Regions from separate parts of the Homo sapiens genome. Here region 1 is linked to region 2. Evidence: chromatin loops called from intact Hi-C (ENCODE). Cell type or tissue: heart right ventricle. All regions are shown on one strand. Each heading gives the region's core, and the rest is flanking DNA. Links, peaks and the distances in the headings are about the cores only.

Evidence for each region. Hi-C counts contacts between places; a loop is a spot of excess contacts. Peaks named below come from ENCODE experiments on the same cell type or tissue, not always from the same donor. Only the 100,000 strongest peaks of a DNase experiment are listed, where the experiment ranks them.
Region 1: a loop joins it to region 2, with 6 times the contacts of the local background. A loop is called at or near these places in 35 of 110 quality-filtered maps.

Annotation. Positions count from the first base shown.
Region 1 is chr2:173,017,933-173,025,697 of GRCh38, forward strand. It overlaps RAPGEF4 (Rap guanine nucleotide exchange factor 4), which reads left to right. Exons shown (of 31, transcript NM_007023.4): 22 at 724-870; 23 at 2,686-2,783. Among named protein-coding and RNA genes, the nearest start is that of MAP3K20, 54 kb to the right of the region's middle. In heart right ventricle, for the core only: a CTCF peak has its summit at 4,148 (motif pointing left); a DNase peak (open chromatin) is centred at 4,285; H3K27ac peaks cover 900 bases.
Region 2 is chr2:172,803,100-172,811,103 of GRCh38, forward strand. The region is part of intron 3 of RAPGEF4 (Rap guanine nucleotide exchange factor 4); the gene reads left to right. Among named protein-coding and RNA genes, the nearest start is that of RAPGEF4-AS1, 71 kb to the left of the region's middle. RefSeq lists a silencer at 265-455. In heart right ventricle, for the core only: a CTCF peak has its summit at 3,496 (motif pointing right); no DNase peak of the experiment used is centred there.

The DNA.
Region 1 (7,765 bases), core at 1,449-6,448, 220 kb after region 2:
GATGCTGGCTTTTGTTTGGTTATTTAAGATTCTCCAAAGAATCACAACCAAAAATAGTCACAATAATAATGATAAAAATTTCATTTAAAGCTATAAATAAATCTTGTCATTTAGGACTGCCTCTAAACCCAGGAATTATAATATAATAATGGGAATTGCTCCCAGGATTTTTGTGTTCAGAGTTGAGCCTCTGGGTGCCATATCCAGATCTGCTGATCTAAGTCTGCTGAGCTAAATAGCATCCGAGCTTACATGGCCTGGCCCCAAAGCACACAAGCCACTGAAGCAAGTGAGCAGGAGTGTCAGCACGTGCTCATGGCCCAGGCGGAAGCCCTCCTGTGTGCAGAGAGGTGAATGGTGTCTCCCCACTGCCACACAGGGTAGCAGTGATCTGTGAATTGCCTACAGTATAGCACTTCAGACCCTGAACATCAGCCTGAAGATACTCTCAATTTTTTCCCATGACCTCTTTGTGGGGTTTTCACCAATATCTCTTGTTCTTTTAATTGGACTTGGCAACCATATGTGCACCTATTCTTAGACCAATGCTAAGGTAAGCAGTTTAGAAGGGGCAGGAATAGGGGTAAATGAGTATGAATAAATACAGTAACAAAAATGGCAAAATGATGCAAATTGGAGAGGATGCCTAAACATTTTTCATAACTATAGTTTTATTGAAAACTCTTAAGAGTGATTTACTACCTTGTTACTGCCTTTGGATAGTTCTGTTTAAGGTCTATTGCATGGACCACACCTACACAACCATTCGGGTGCCAGTGGCCACTTCGGTGAAGGAAGTCATCAGTGCAGTTGCCGACAAGCTGGGCTCCGGGGAGGGCCTGATCATAGTCAAGATGAGTTCCGGAGGAGGTAACAGTCTTAATTCATATTTTAGGCTCTGCAAAATGGGACATTCCATCCAAGCAGAAACTATGTAAGGAGTTAGCGTGGTCATGTGAGGCTCACCCAGAGGATGAACTGGTGCTTATGTATGCTTCCACTAATAACAGAAACAGTATGGGTAGAGGTGGGTTGGGTTTCTAATGTCCCCTATCTGGTAGGTACCCACTCTAAATCAGAAAGGTGACTGGAACTGAGGACTGTCGTGTAGATGTTGGCCTGGAGTTCTTTCAATTTAAACTCTATTCAAAAAAGTTTTAGGCCTTGGAGCCCTGAAAAATATGGGCCCCAAGAGGAAATCTAGCTGGACAAGCTCAAGGCCATGGGTTTCTACAAGTCCAAAGTTGGAAGTGGTCAGAAGCTAGTTCTTTGAAGCTGATGATGGTTTTTCTCCTTACTCAGTAGAGAGGCTAGGAGCCTGGCTCAAATGAAATGAGGAATATTTTTCCTCCACGGGATTACAGTTCCTTTCACTGTCCTTGATTACATGGTGCATTTTTGAAATGTCATTTATTCGTTCATCACATATTTACTGGCCACAGTGTGGCTACGAAGGAAAGAATGAGTTAGACACAGCTCACGTCCCCAGGTTGTTCCCAGGCCAGGGAGGAGGTAGACGGTAAGTTAAAACAATTACAGTTCATGCTGGCAAGAGTTTTAGGAATGACCACATATTGTAGTGAGAGACTAGAGGAAGCAACAGTGAGGTTCATTTCTCCAGTCATGATTTGACAGCCATTTGGCGGAATCCTTCAGGAACAGGTGAGCCATTTCTGTCATGTTTTAAGGTGAATGATTCCACTGATGGAGGATTTTTAAATGCATGTTGGATTTTAAGATCTCCCTTCCATTTCTGCTCCAGTTGCACAAGGCCCAGGATGTCTGCCCTCCCTGACCCCTTGTCACCTTCCCATAGATATCCCAGGTCTCACCCTCACTTTCTTTCAGTCTTTACCCAAATGTCAGTGTCTCACTGAAGCTCCCTCCTTCATTTGCTTCATTCCCTTTCTAAAATGTTAACTTCTTCCCCTTACACAAGCTTCCTAGACCCCACCCCTGTGATATTTTTTTCTCCTTGCCTTCTCACTCTGTAATCTATTTCTTTTCTTTATTGTTGGCATCTCCCACTATGATGTAATGCTTTTTGGAGTGGGATTTTTTTTCTGTATTGTTCCCTTCTGTCTCCCCAGTGCCTGGAGCAGTTTCTGGCATGCAGTAAATACAAAATAAATGTTTATTAAATGAACTAATTTTTTAATTTTTTTGACATGTTCTCATCTGAAGAACTAATTTTTTTAATGTGGGAGGAGGCTTAATCTAGTTAATGCTATTGCCCTGCAAATTAGGGAATAAGTGAAAAAACAATAGTAAATTTTGCATCTAAAATCATGTGAGGTCTCAGAAACCTCCAAAGTTTTTAAAAAGTGATCTTTCTATGTCCAAAGTCCTGGGTGTGATTACCATCTGGAAACATAACTTGTGAGATAAATAGCCAAGTGCGGGTTTTATGTGCTCAGTAATTATGGTTGCAGCACAAAACTGGGTGAATTGACCCTCTGGCATCTCTATTCCTTTTTGTGGCCATTTCTGAAGGCATCCTGAGTGGCGCAGGGCTGCATGAATGCCGTCTTTTTTATTCCGTGGATCCCTTCAGTACTCTATTTTATGCAGTCACTCTGCGTGTTCCGGTAATTCACCAAGCTGGCAATTTGTTGGTGTGATTAGGGCAGTGCAGCAAATCTCAGATGTATTTAATAGGCAATCTCATGCTTTTTATGTTCACAGAAAAGGTGGTGCTCAAACCTAATGATGTTTCAGTATTTACGACGCTCACCATTAATGGACGCCTGTTTGCTTGCCCGCGAGAGCAATTCGATTCACTGGTAGGTGTGGATGGCCTGCTCAGAGCAGCATTGCAATCAGAAAAACTTGTCTGGAGCCTAATTTTGCAGTCACACTGAACCCAGTGGCTAAAAAATCTTGAATGGTACTTAGCTTTTTCTTTTTCTGCAGTCTATTAGGTAAGCCTCAGGTGTTCATTTGAGATGCTCAGGGCTTTTGATTTTCTTTTGTGAAAATTAGCCAAGTAGCACCACTATTAGGGCATAATTCAGCTTTCAGAACTCTTTGTTGTAATTCGCCTCATTGGTATGTCCCCAGTTTAAATATTAAGAATCTGAATACTTACACCAGGATGGAAATAATTTTTCTAAAGCAAGATATCACTATTTATCAGGCTCCTTTGCATTATGGCAAAGCCACCATCTGATCTAAGAGAAATGCTGTTCCCCAAAAGCACTTTCTCTACCTTATGCAGAAAATGGCAAAGTCCAGACCCTTCCCTAAGTCTCCAAAAACACTTGTTACCCAGCATACAGACAGATCTTTCTGTGAAGAAAAGACTAATAGGACCACACTAATAACTGAGTAGCCTGCTCTCTTTTAAGTCGGTGGTAGCATCCATTTCTATTTCTCCTACCAGAATTTGGTATGTAGGTGAGTAGCTAGTAACATATCTTAGAAAGCCTAGAGGGCCAATTCAGAGGGTAGAGAAACTGGTTTCTTCAGTCTTTGGATACACGGGGTTTCTCCTTTAAGAAAGGCACAAGACCGAGCGTGGTGGCGGGCGCCTGTAGTCCCAGCTACTCAGGAGGCTGAGGCAGGAGAATGGCGTGAACCCGGGAGGCGGAGCTTGCAGTGAGCCAAGATGGCGCCACTGCACTCCAGCCTGGGCAACAGAGCGAGACTCTGCCTCAAAAACAAAGAAAAGAAAAGAAAGGCACAAGACAAGAGCTAGAGGTAAACTGCATCCAATTTTAGGGAGAGAGTTTACATAAGGGATGCATGAGTAGGTTTCAAGTTTGATCAGATCAGCTCTTATAGATATCAAGATTCTCTTCCTTGGACTTTTTAGAGGTTGTTTCAGGCTCATCATAATCCTGATTTTTTGTTTTAGAGAGTACCATTTTGTGCACTCCAGTGAGGATAGGTGGATTTTTACCATATTTTGAATTCACTTGGAGAGGAACTTAGCAAATGTGGCATTAGTTTTCCTGCTAATCCCTCATCCATCAGAGCCCATAAGCACGCTCACCTTTCCTCAATCACCAGCCTTATAAGATCTGAGTCTGCCTCCCGCCTTTCCGTATATTTTTTTAGTCATCTACATTCATTGCTTTCTAAATAAATATTTCTCAATACTGAAGGATTGGGGAAAAAAATGTCATAAATGAGTCGTGCTGCCCTCTCCTGGAAAGGAAAGCCATAAAAAGCCAGTTCAGCGCAGCCCCATTAAAGGTGCTATGTGACATGTTACTGCACGGGTGCTGGGGACTCTCTTGCCAGAGGGTTCTTGGCCGCAGTGCCAAATGACATGGCGCAGACACAGGGAGTGCAGACTGTCTTCAGCTCCCTGTGGGGCAGATACTAACTTTCTAAACCTCTGTTTGTTGGCACACAGTCCTGCAGCCTTCCAAGTTCTTAGTCCTTGCTCGTCCTCTGTTTTAAGGCCTCTGTCGTTGGAAGGAATGTCCTCTGCATTGAGTACCCTGGGCATGAACTTCTTCCCTATCAGCGCTCTGCCATTCATTGTGCTGTGAGTGGCCAAACCTTACCTGCCTCACATAACTGTGGACAATGAGCTCCTTCTCTGGCTTTCTAAAGATTCCCTTTGAGGACAGCCCATCGAGGAGGAGTCGCACAGAGGATGACCCTGCAGTAGAGAATGTTGGCCACACTCTCTGATCCATCCACACATGCTTCTGCAGGGTCTGCTCTGTGCTTGGGGCTGTGCTGGCTTCTGTGAGACACTAAACCAAGTGCCCCAGAGCCTCTGTCCTTACCGCAGTTACGCTAAAGCCAGAGAGATGAGACTAACACAAGCAGCCTGGAATAGAACAAGTCTTAGTGTTCAATGTTAGCCTTAAATTGTGTGGTCTATAATAGAATCAGTAGAGTGCTGGCAAGTTAGCCTAGTGGTTAAGGGTTCAGATTCTGAAACTTTACTCTTCACATTTTATTTAAGTATAAATATCAGTACAGAGCAAATTCCTATAAAACTCCATTGTAGTATAATGTGATTCTACTTTTGTCCATTCACTGGTTCCTCAGACTTTTATTTAGTACCTACCACATCATCGCAGGCATTGTAGATGGTTCTGGCTCTAAAATGGTCTTGAAGACAAAACCATCATGGTCCTTGTACCTCAGTGAGCAAACAGTGTAGTGAGGCACCCCCGCATGTGACCAGTGAGAATGCAGTGCAGCAAGGGCCATAGCAGAGCTAGACACAGAGGGTGTGGGCACACGAGGAAAGGAAGATGCTCCGGGTAGCTTACCTTCACCATCTCTTTGTCACTGACAATCCACACATCCCTTTTATGTCTTAGTCTCCTCATCTGGAAAATGGGAGGATAACAATGCTACTCTCCCAATTACCCCTCTCCAGCCTTAGCAAAGAAATCATGGCTCAAAAACCGTGGGGAGAAAATGCATGGGAGTTCTGTGTCTGTGGGTAAGCAGCTTTCAGATCTGTCTGTGCGATGCAGGCTCCACATAAGCTCTGCTGTGCCTTATCTGTAGGACATTTCCACAGGGCTATGTACAAGAAAATGGCCCAAGGAGGCGCTTCCTCTGGGGTCCAGGGTGAGCATTTATATTCCCCACTTCTAAGGGAGAAGCACCTTTTGCTGCTCACATTGCCTCTTCCGTGGCTCATGGAAGGGGTCAACCTGCCCTACGCCGGGAGAGAGACTTGGTGAGCCCTGCCCACTGAAAGAAAAGTTGAGACTCAACAGAGCTTTCCGTTACTCTCAAAAGGGTTGCAGGAGTGATAGACCAGCATCCACGACTAAAAGAACTTTGCATATTTCTTAATATTAGACTCTTCCCTGTGTTGTTAGGTAAACTTGTCCCCCTTATGTAAAGTTATAAAGCCTCAAGGAAAAGAAGGAGCAAGGTGTACTGGGTATCTCCAATCCTGAGGAGAGAGCAAACAGCAGGAATAACGTAGGAGGGGCAGCTCCGCAGAGCAGCAGAAGGGCTGTGTTCACAGCAGCTGCAAGAGGGAAGGAAGAACGTGCAAGGCCAGTTTGATCCTCTGAGAGGCAGTCGTAAACCCTAAAATGTATAAGCTTCCCCAACTTTTTTTACCTAGGACCTACCCTGGTTGAAATCATTCTCCTCATTTGTTTCCATATGCTACTTGCCCATCAGCTTCGGTTCAGTTCCCTAAGATTTAAAACTTTGGAATCACTTTTCTTCCCTGTCCTCTGTCCCCTGTGTAGAGTAAATTGGGAGCAACAGTATTTCGCTCCTACATCCAGGTGTTGTACTGATCACACTTTTCTGTGTATTTGCATTGCTACAGCACTTCTTTTTTTTATTATTTTTTTTTTTTTTTTTGAGACGGAGTCTCGCTCTGTCGCCCAGGCTGGAGTGCAGTGGCGGGATCTCGGCTCACTGCAAGCTCCGCCTCCCGGGTTCACGCCATTCTCCTGCCTCAGCCTCCCAAGTAGCTGGGACTACAGGCGCCCGCCACTACGCCCGGCTAATTTTTTGTATTTTTAGTAGAGACGGGGTTTCACCGTTTTAGCCAGGATGGTCTCGATCTCCTGACCTCGTGATCCGCCCGCCTCGGCCTCCCAAAGTGCTGGGATTACAGGCGTGAGCCACCGCGCCCGGCCTGCTGCAGCACTTCTAGAAAGTGAACTGATTTGGGGGAGGGGACCTCTTTTGTGCCAGGCACTGTATTTACATGATTCACTGAAATCACTCCTATCCAGTTCTCTTAACAAGCCTAGGTATAGGTATCATGACCCCAATTTACCAGAGCTGGAAACAGACACTCAAGAGATTAGGGAATCAATCCAAGTCTACACAGTTAGAGTAGGGTTTATATTCAGAGTCACTTGCTCTCTAAAGCTGACACTAACCTGGTCTATTATCTAGTCTATTACAAAACACAAACTCCTAATCTGGTACACGAAGATGTGCTACTAACTGTTCACACTGTCCATGGGGACCCCCTGTGCTCTCTGCTCCTGCCAAGCAAGTTTCATGACAGCTTCCCCATCTTCATGCTCTTGTTGCCATCCTTCCACCCCAAGGGACCATCCTGGATGCTCAGGGAAAACCTTGCTATTCTCACCTGCCCAAGCTTGTCTGCTTCATCTTTTAAAGCCCAGCTTCTTCAAGATCCTGTTCAGACCACACATTCATTCCAAATACCCAATAACTTCCCAAAAATTCATTCATGTTCCCCTCCTGTTTATCTCTGTACCTGGGTGTCACATGTGTTGTTGCTTCTGTCCCTTTATACCTGCAAATAAGGACCAGCAGCAGATGCTGCCTCTGTGGAGTGCTGTATGGGCCAGACAGGGTTGATTCCCTTCAACTGTAACCTTGCTTGGTCCTCTCTTAGACTGTAAACTTCCAAATGCAAGCACCGTCTACCTGCAGAACATGTAATTTCTCTAGTGCCCAGAATGCAGTGGGAGTTTGTAGAATACAGTGATGATGATGAAAATGATGATGGAACTTGTATAATATTAGGACTTCTGACATGGATAGTATCTAAATATAGTTAGCATCATTTTGTTTTTATTTTTTATTTTATTTTATTTTTTTGGAGATGGAGTCTCATTCTGTCGCCCAGGCTGGGGTGCAGTGGCACGATCTCGGCTCACTGCAACCTCTGCCTCCTGGGTTTAAGCGATTCTCCTGCCTCAGCCTCCCGAGTAGCTGGCACTACAGGTACATGCCACTACGCCCAGCTAATTTTTGTATTTTCAGTAGAGACAGGGTTTCGCCATGTTGGCCAGGCTTGTCTTGAACTACTGACCTCAGGTGATCCACCCGCCTTGGC
Region 2 (8,004 bases), core at 1,214-6,213:
CTATTGGTGGATCTACCATTCTGGTATCTGGAGGATACCAGCTGTTTTCACAGCTCCACTAGGGGTTCCCCAGTAGGGACTCTGTGTGGGGGCTCTGACCCCACATTTCCCTTCCGCACTGCCCTAGCAGACGTTCTCCATGAAAGCCCTGCAGCAAACTTCTGCCTGGACATCCATGCATTTCCATACATCCTCTGAAATCTAGGCAGAGGTTCCCAAACCTCAATTCTTGACTTCTGTACATCTGCAGGCTCAACACCACATGGAAGCTGCCAAGGCTTGGGGCTTGCACCCTCTGAAGCCATGGCCCGAGCTGTACCATGGCCCCTTTTGGTCATGGCTGGAGTGGCTAGGATGCAGGGCACCAAGTTCCTAGGCTGCACATAGCACCAGTACCCTGGGCTTGGCCCATGAAACCATTTTTTCCTCCTAGGCCTCTGGGCCTGTGATGGGAGGGGCCACCATGAAGATCTCTGACATGTCCTAGAGACATTTTCCCCATTGTCTTGGGGAGTACATTTGGCTCCCTGTTACTTATGCAAATTTCTGTAGCTGGCTTGAATTTCTTCTCAGAAAATGGGATTTTATTTTCTATCACATTGTCAGGCTGCAAATTTTCCAAACTTTTATGCTCTGCCTCCCTTATAAAACTGAATGCCTTTAACGGCACCCAAGTCACCTCTTGAATGCTTTGCTGCATAGAAATTTCTTCTGCCAGAAACCCTAAATCATCTCTCTCAAGTTCAAAGTTCCACAAATCTCTAGGGTAGGGATAAAACGCCACCAGTGTCTTTGCTAAAACATAACAAGAGCCACCTTTGCTCCAGTTCCCAACAAGTTCCTCATCTCCATCTGAGACTATCATGAGAACAGTGCAGAAAAGACCTGCCCCCATAATTCAATTTCCTTCCACCAGTTCCTCCCATGACATGTGGGAATTGTGGGAGTTACAATTCAAGATGAGATTTGGGTGGGGACACAGCCAAACTGTATCAGTATGAGTGATTTGATGGAATTTTTTCTGAAAAAAAAAATCAACCTCTTTCTTGCATATGGTGGTAGAAAGATATATCTGTATATAAATTTCAAGAATACATGGGGTGTAACTATTCTATTTGACTCAAATTCATATTGCCTTCCTGTTTCAAGTTAATATTACTTTTTCTCCCTTCTTGTCATTCCCTTATATTTTTTACTGTCTAGGTTAAAAAACACACAGCTTCTTCTGTGTAATTGGTCTAGCAAATTCTTCCTGAATTTTTTGAATACTGGGTTGAGGGTCCTACTTATTTTTCATCAGCAATATACCCAGAGCATGTAGTAGTAACTGTTCATTTACAGAGCATTTCAGGAACTTTCTTTGGTTTGAGCCTACCCTGTTTGGGAAACAGCTATGCTGTTTCTTGCTTAGTGCCTGATGCCTGAGTAGCTGTTCAGGATGACGCAGTGGTGAGCCTGGGAACGGGGAGTACCTGGCCTCCTGAGCCCATCCAGCATTCTGCCTCTGCTCTCCTGTGCTTTAGGCAGTGCGTGCAGTCATTCCCTGGGGAATCTGCAAAGCCTGCAAGGCATCTGCTCCCAAGGGCACCTGCTCACAAGCTCCTCCAGTGTCCGTAGTGGGGTGGAGAGGGGTGATGGGGATCCTTTTTTGCCCCTGGATTGCTGAAGCCTAAAATTATATATTAAAAAAAGTCATGATTCTACATTTCAGAGAAGTATTAACTACAGACATTTCGATGAGTGCTGATGTACACTTCAGGCCCTCTCTTAGGAAGGGAGGATGGAGAAAAAAGCTATCGGGCTGCAGGACTGGAATGGCTCACCTTCCAGTGTCACCCCTGGTCAGCCCACCCACCAGAATGGCCAGAAGTTGGCCATTGTAGGAGGCGTGAGTTGCAGGCTGACTGGGCCTTACCCCATGGGTCTTCTCTGGGCCCAGGAAGCATCAGATAGTGGCATGGATTCCTGCTGAGCAGGGGAACCCACTGCTTTCCCCTCTCACAGTCAGGCCCTTTCCAGGCAGGCCCCAGGACCACATGTTGCTTCTTCTCTTTGTTTTCCTCTCAGTCAAGTTTCCCTAATTCAAGGCTTCAAGAGACTGGAGGGGAGACAATGGTCCCTGGACGGGAGGGACGGTGGACTCTGTCTGCCTCTCGGAGACCCTCCCTTAGGAGCTGGGGCTGCATTGCTTTCATTTCTTTTGTTACTGCCTTGAAAACGTGTTTGTCCTAAGAATTGTAGGAAATGCATAGATTATTCTGCCCCTATTACTTTCAGGAACTTTTAAAGGCTGACAAATCCTTGTAATTATCTTTCTATAAATTATATTTATTTCACTACTCTATAAAATGAAACCTACTGCAACACTCTTACCACTATGCGTAATTATCAGAGGCATCTCTCCCAGCTTCTCAGACACCCTTCCTGCCTTAGCCATTCTTCATCTTAACCCAAGGAAAAGAGCACCAAGAAGGGGACCTGCCCACAGACCACTTCATCCTCCTAAGGTGTCCCAACCTGGCTGACATGTTCACGTAGATTTCCACTGGGAACATCCACTTGGCCTCTATCAAGGATTAATCCTTCCATTTCGCCAATAATATCTGTCCCCACCTTCAGTCTCTTGCCTGAGCCTAACCAGGACACATCCACCTCCAGATCCCCACTGCTGTACTTGTCTGCACAAGATCCTCTCCTGTCTTGGTGCCTGTGTAACTTAAAAGTTACATAGGGCTAAAAGTCAGATATTTTGCCTTCCCACTAGAATGAATAATACTATGGGTGTATTTTTTCTCAGTAATATTTTAATCGATTTAGGGTTAGAGATGAACATTGGGACAAGTTATAAGCAATAAATAACAAGCTTAAAAACAATAAATAGGATTATAAATCTCATTGTATCAGATATTATCCGGCTGTGTGTGTGTGTGTGTGTGTGTGTGTGTGTGTGTGTGTGTGTGTTTACTTCAGAGACAGAGAGAAAGGGAGAGAGAAGGTCCTGTTTTTCTCTGCAGATTTTTTAAGTGAGGGGCTTTTTTGGCATAGTAAGTATCAAAATCCTAGATATATATAAGATTTTAAATTAATCTTTACCTCTCAAAAAGTAAAAAGGCTTTTCCAGTCATAGGAAAGAAGAATTTCAAATGGCTGCTGACAGAATAAAGTTTATATTGCAAGATAGAAAATGGATGGTTTATTAATTCTTTAAAACCTTTACATCTCTATCACAGATGCCTATTGAAAGCATTAGTATTTACCCAATGCAACCCACGGTGGTTAAATTCAGAGCTCCTTTGAAATTCTATTGCCACTTAATTGGCTGTGGGTATGCACAGTTAGCTTACTTGTAAATTGGGGATAATAGCTCTTATCTTAAATGAGCTGATGTATGTAAAGCACTTAGTACAAAGCCTGGGATAGAGGCAGAGGGTCTGTGCTTTTTGAAATTACCATTTCAAGAAAAGTTGGTTGCAATGACTGCAATGCTGTTGTTTTATCACAAGAGGGCAGTGCCAGAATAGAAAACGCAGGAAATGTACTTGGGATTTGAAACAGTAGAAGTTTAACAATGTTGTTCAGCCATTTCATGGATCAGAGAATCCGGGCTACACTTGGCCTTGGTCATCACTTAATTTCATCCCCTCATCTATCACTGTGAAATTATCTGGCACATTTTAGCTCAATTTCAGAAAAAAATCTCATACTAGTTTTCTCCCTAAAGTAAAATAATATGCTTTTATTTGCCTTCTCTTTTTTCCTTCTACAGTAACAAATGTTTTTAAGCATTGCATTTTTGTTTACAAAATTTGAAGAACATGTGTGTTTCGTTGTAATGCGGATCTCTCTACCTTTGTCTGTCTTTCTCTTTGCCTCTCTGATTCTTCTATTCACTCATTTCACTCCGTTATTTTCAAACAGAGAACACTGCCATCATTGGAAACATTTTTTTTCTGAGCACATTTATTGAGCCCATAAAACGTGAAAGGTGCCAAGTCCACAGCAGTTGTTTGTAATCTCCTCCTACTTGTCTATGCTCAGGTCAGGCTATTTGTTAGGAGCTGATTGGGAGTTTATTGAGCATCCTGCATCCTGCATTTAGTTTTTTTGCCGTGTAATTCTTTGTTTGGGTGGTTGGATGCAAAACTGCGTCACAATGCTGGACAGACTGGCTCTCCACTGAAATGAGGCTGGCCTCCCTGATTCAGTTACCAGAATGCTAATGCTAGTCCATTCTCATCAAACCTTCCTGCGGCCGGCTTGCCTGATCTTGTTAAGCTTTATTGAACATGCTGATTCCAGGGATGTGTTCTAAAAGTAACAGACCTTGTCTTTGCTGTTTGTTAGAAAACACATTTGCCTGAGAAGTATTTTGCCCTCTTGATTTGGCAGGAAATGCTTCTGCAGCACATACAATCTAACATCTTGACAAATTAAGAGATTGGGTTCCATTTAATTTTATTACTTAAGATGACTTGGAGCACCCAGTAAATTCCAGCACTAAATTCAAGTTCGTGAAATAATCCCAGGTGCTGTGAAACTTAATGGCAAATATTGCCTGTAGGCCTAAAATAAAACTTATAAAAATATTTGCCTTGTTAGAATTTATGTTCACACCTGTGAATAGCCACTGCAGTCCAGCCTGGGCAACATAGCAAGACCTCATCTCTAAGAAAGAAAAAAATATGTTTCTGTCTCCACACATTTAAAGGAGCAATTATTTTTCCCTTGGTGTTAACTCAGTATATGTCCAAAACAATAAATTTGCCATGAGACAATGAACTCTTCTTGAGCCATGAATATGGAAGTGAGTTAAATGTGCATAATAAGATGATCTGATAGCCCTTGAAATTACAGTACAATTTTTAGAAAATCTAGATGTACTTACCACAGAGAATTCTTATGTCTGTTTAATTGATTGTTAGCTATTTTAAATTCCATCAGAATACCTATAACTTGTGTAAGTTGGATTTCAGCTGATGCTTATAGACATTATTTATTTGCAAGGCACAAGTGCCTTAGCTTGAATACCAGTCTTAGTTATATGACACATAACCATTGGCTTTCTTAACACCATTCCCATTTCCATACTGTTTACTATATTTACAATGAAACAAATAAAACGCCTCATATGAGAATGTCTGCTTTAAGAAAACCCAGTGTACATAACTCAGACGTACAAAGCAGATAAATTAAGAGGTGATTAGTTGCAGTACAAAAGGATTCTTTGATTTACAGCACGGTTTGTCAGAAGGGTTCCTTTGAATACGAGCTCCCCCAGAGAGCTGAAGTGTTTTGCAGATCATTCAATCCACTTGACATCCAGACTAGGGGACAGAAAAACTTGGAATTTAAGTGTTGAAAGCCATCATTAGTTGAAGATTAACAAAATGAATATAGAGATTCTCTATTATTTAAATGATAGAAAAAAACTGCTTTGCTTTTTAGAAATATGGATAACCCATACATGTTTGTGACTAAGTCAGAAATAATAATTTCCATTATTTATGGATCACCTGTTATGTGCCAGAAACTATACAGCACTATAATGGACTCTGTGTATTACTTTATTTTGATTTAATACTGCTAATGATATTACAAGTAAGATTGTGCCCATTTTACAAATGAAGATACTGAGGCTCTGGGGAGCATTTTGCCCAAAGCCCACAGGTCAGTCATTGGCAGAGATAAGTTTTGAATTAAGTCTACCAAGGCCCGTGGCTTTTCCACTCTGCTGCTTCCAGGGGATTTTCCCTGCTGAGCATTGAGTGTTCTGACCATGGGTAGCCTCCACGTGGGAGTCCTTTGCCTGATGCCCTGCCTTCCAGCATGGGCGGCTTCATCGACATCTTTATTAACTTACCTAATGCCAGCTTTTATGAATGAAGTTAACTGGACCCTGCATATCCCACTGAAAACACTGTGCCAAGACAGTGCTCATGACTTAACTTCAGCTGGTGCCTGGCTGGGTAAAGGAAAAGAACCTGGAATCTGGGGGGCATCCATGATGGAGGTGGGAAATATCTCGAGGGCATGTTCAGGCAGCACTGGGCAGGAGGGGCAGAGGAAGCAGGAAGGTGGTGTGACACAGCCCCCAGGTTAGTGTGGGGAGGGGCCAAGGCTGGTCTAACCAGGGGTAGCATGATGAGACTTGGCCTGCTGATGGGAGGGAGTCAAAAGCAGGCCCAGTGGTGGAGATGGGCAGTGGGCAGGCTGCCTAAGAAGTCTGGCCACAGAAGGACTGCCAGAGAGGAACTGGGACCCAGGAAGGGCTGTCAAGACAGGATACTGTCACTTTGAGAAGAATTAGGGTACCCAGCAGGTTATCAAGGCAGAGACTCTGAAAGACAGAAACTCAGTTTCTCCAACCAGGGTCAGAACTCAGTTATTAGAACTGGGACACAGGATCAGAGTGGGAAAAGCAGAAATGCCGATTTTATTTTATTTTTTTAGAGACAGAGTCTTGCTGTGACTCCCAGGCTGGAGTGCAATGGTGGGATCATAGCCTACTGTAACTTTGAGCTCCTGGAATTAAGGGATCCTCCTGCCTCACCCTCTTGAGTAGCTGGGACCATAGGCAAACACCAATATGCCTGGCTAATTTTTAATTTATTTTTTAGAGATGGGGGTCTCACTATGTTGCCCAGGCTGGTCTTAAATTCCTGGCTTCAAGCAAGCCCCTCACCTCCCCTCCACCAAGTGCTGGTATAACAGGAATGAGTGATTCAATTCAATTCTTAATTACCTGTTTGTGATTGTTTAAATTTCCCCTAATGAATAAGAGGATTGCCTGGGATGGATTTGATCCTCTAAGGAGGATCAAGTGGATCTCAATATTGGAATTGGAAGATTAGAAGAGGAGCAATGCCAAATGTTTTATATTTTCCTAGTGATTTTGACTTATTTGGTATTCAATAAATACACAGATTGGCTGACTGAAATAAGAATCAATATAAATTAAATTGGTACCTTAACAGATTTTCCAACTGAACCTTGGCTAAGAGGTACTTATACTTACTAGGACAATCTAAGAAGTATGTGGGTAGATCATTAGACTGACTAGTTTCTGATCTCAGCTCTTCTACTTACTAGCCATCGTCTTGGGCAAGTCACTGAATATCCTTGAGCCTGATTTGCTCAACCTATAAAATAGCAATAGTACTACTGATATTGCTGGATCATGTTAGTAAGAGTGTCTGCAATTTATTAAGCATTTGTTTTGAGTCAGGCACTATGCAAAGCAGTTTAAATACATTATCTCATTCACCTGTTGTGAGGAATAAATGAGGCATCGTCATTGAGACACTTGGCCAGTGTGTGGCCCAGTTCCCACTCACACACATGCAGATCAACATGCATGCTGCTGCACAATGGGACTAAGGATGGGTGGATAATTAAGTAAGGAGGTCTGTGTTTTAGAAGGAGGAGAAGGAGTGATCCAGTGGACTGAGAAATGAGATAGCTGGATCAGATTGGAGGAAAAAGCCAGATGGCGTGTCGGTGATATGCCAGAGGCGATTTTGTGTGTGTGTTCCCATCAGCCCTTGTTATCTAGCAGAATTGATCTCAGGTAACCCAGTATGTTTTCCTAACAGAATGAAGTCTTCCCATGTGTCACCCAAAACATACTGCCCTTACAGTGTGTCTGATGCAAGTGGTAAGTGACACTCTGGCCTCTGTCCTTATTACAGAAGTCTCTTTGGGAATGCTGGTTTGGTCCAGTACCTCCCCAGAGGTCTCAGTGCAATTTAGGACCCACGGCCATCTTGGCTCACCCACCTCCTTGTTTTCGGTTTCCCCAGAAGCAGACCTGGAGAAAAGGATTTGGCTACAAGTGGTTTTTTAGAGATGATCTTGGGAAATATGATAACAGAATGGGAAAATTAGACAAAGAAGGAAGGAAAGCCTATCAAAGTGTTCTAGTAAGAGCATTTCCACTGTAGGCAACTGGACTCACTCCTTCAGGGGGCCTGCTAAGAAACTGTGAAGGGCAAGGAAGCTGGGGTG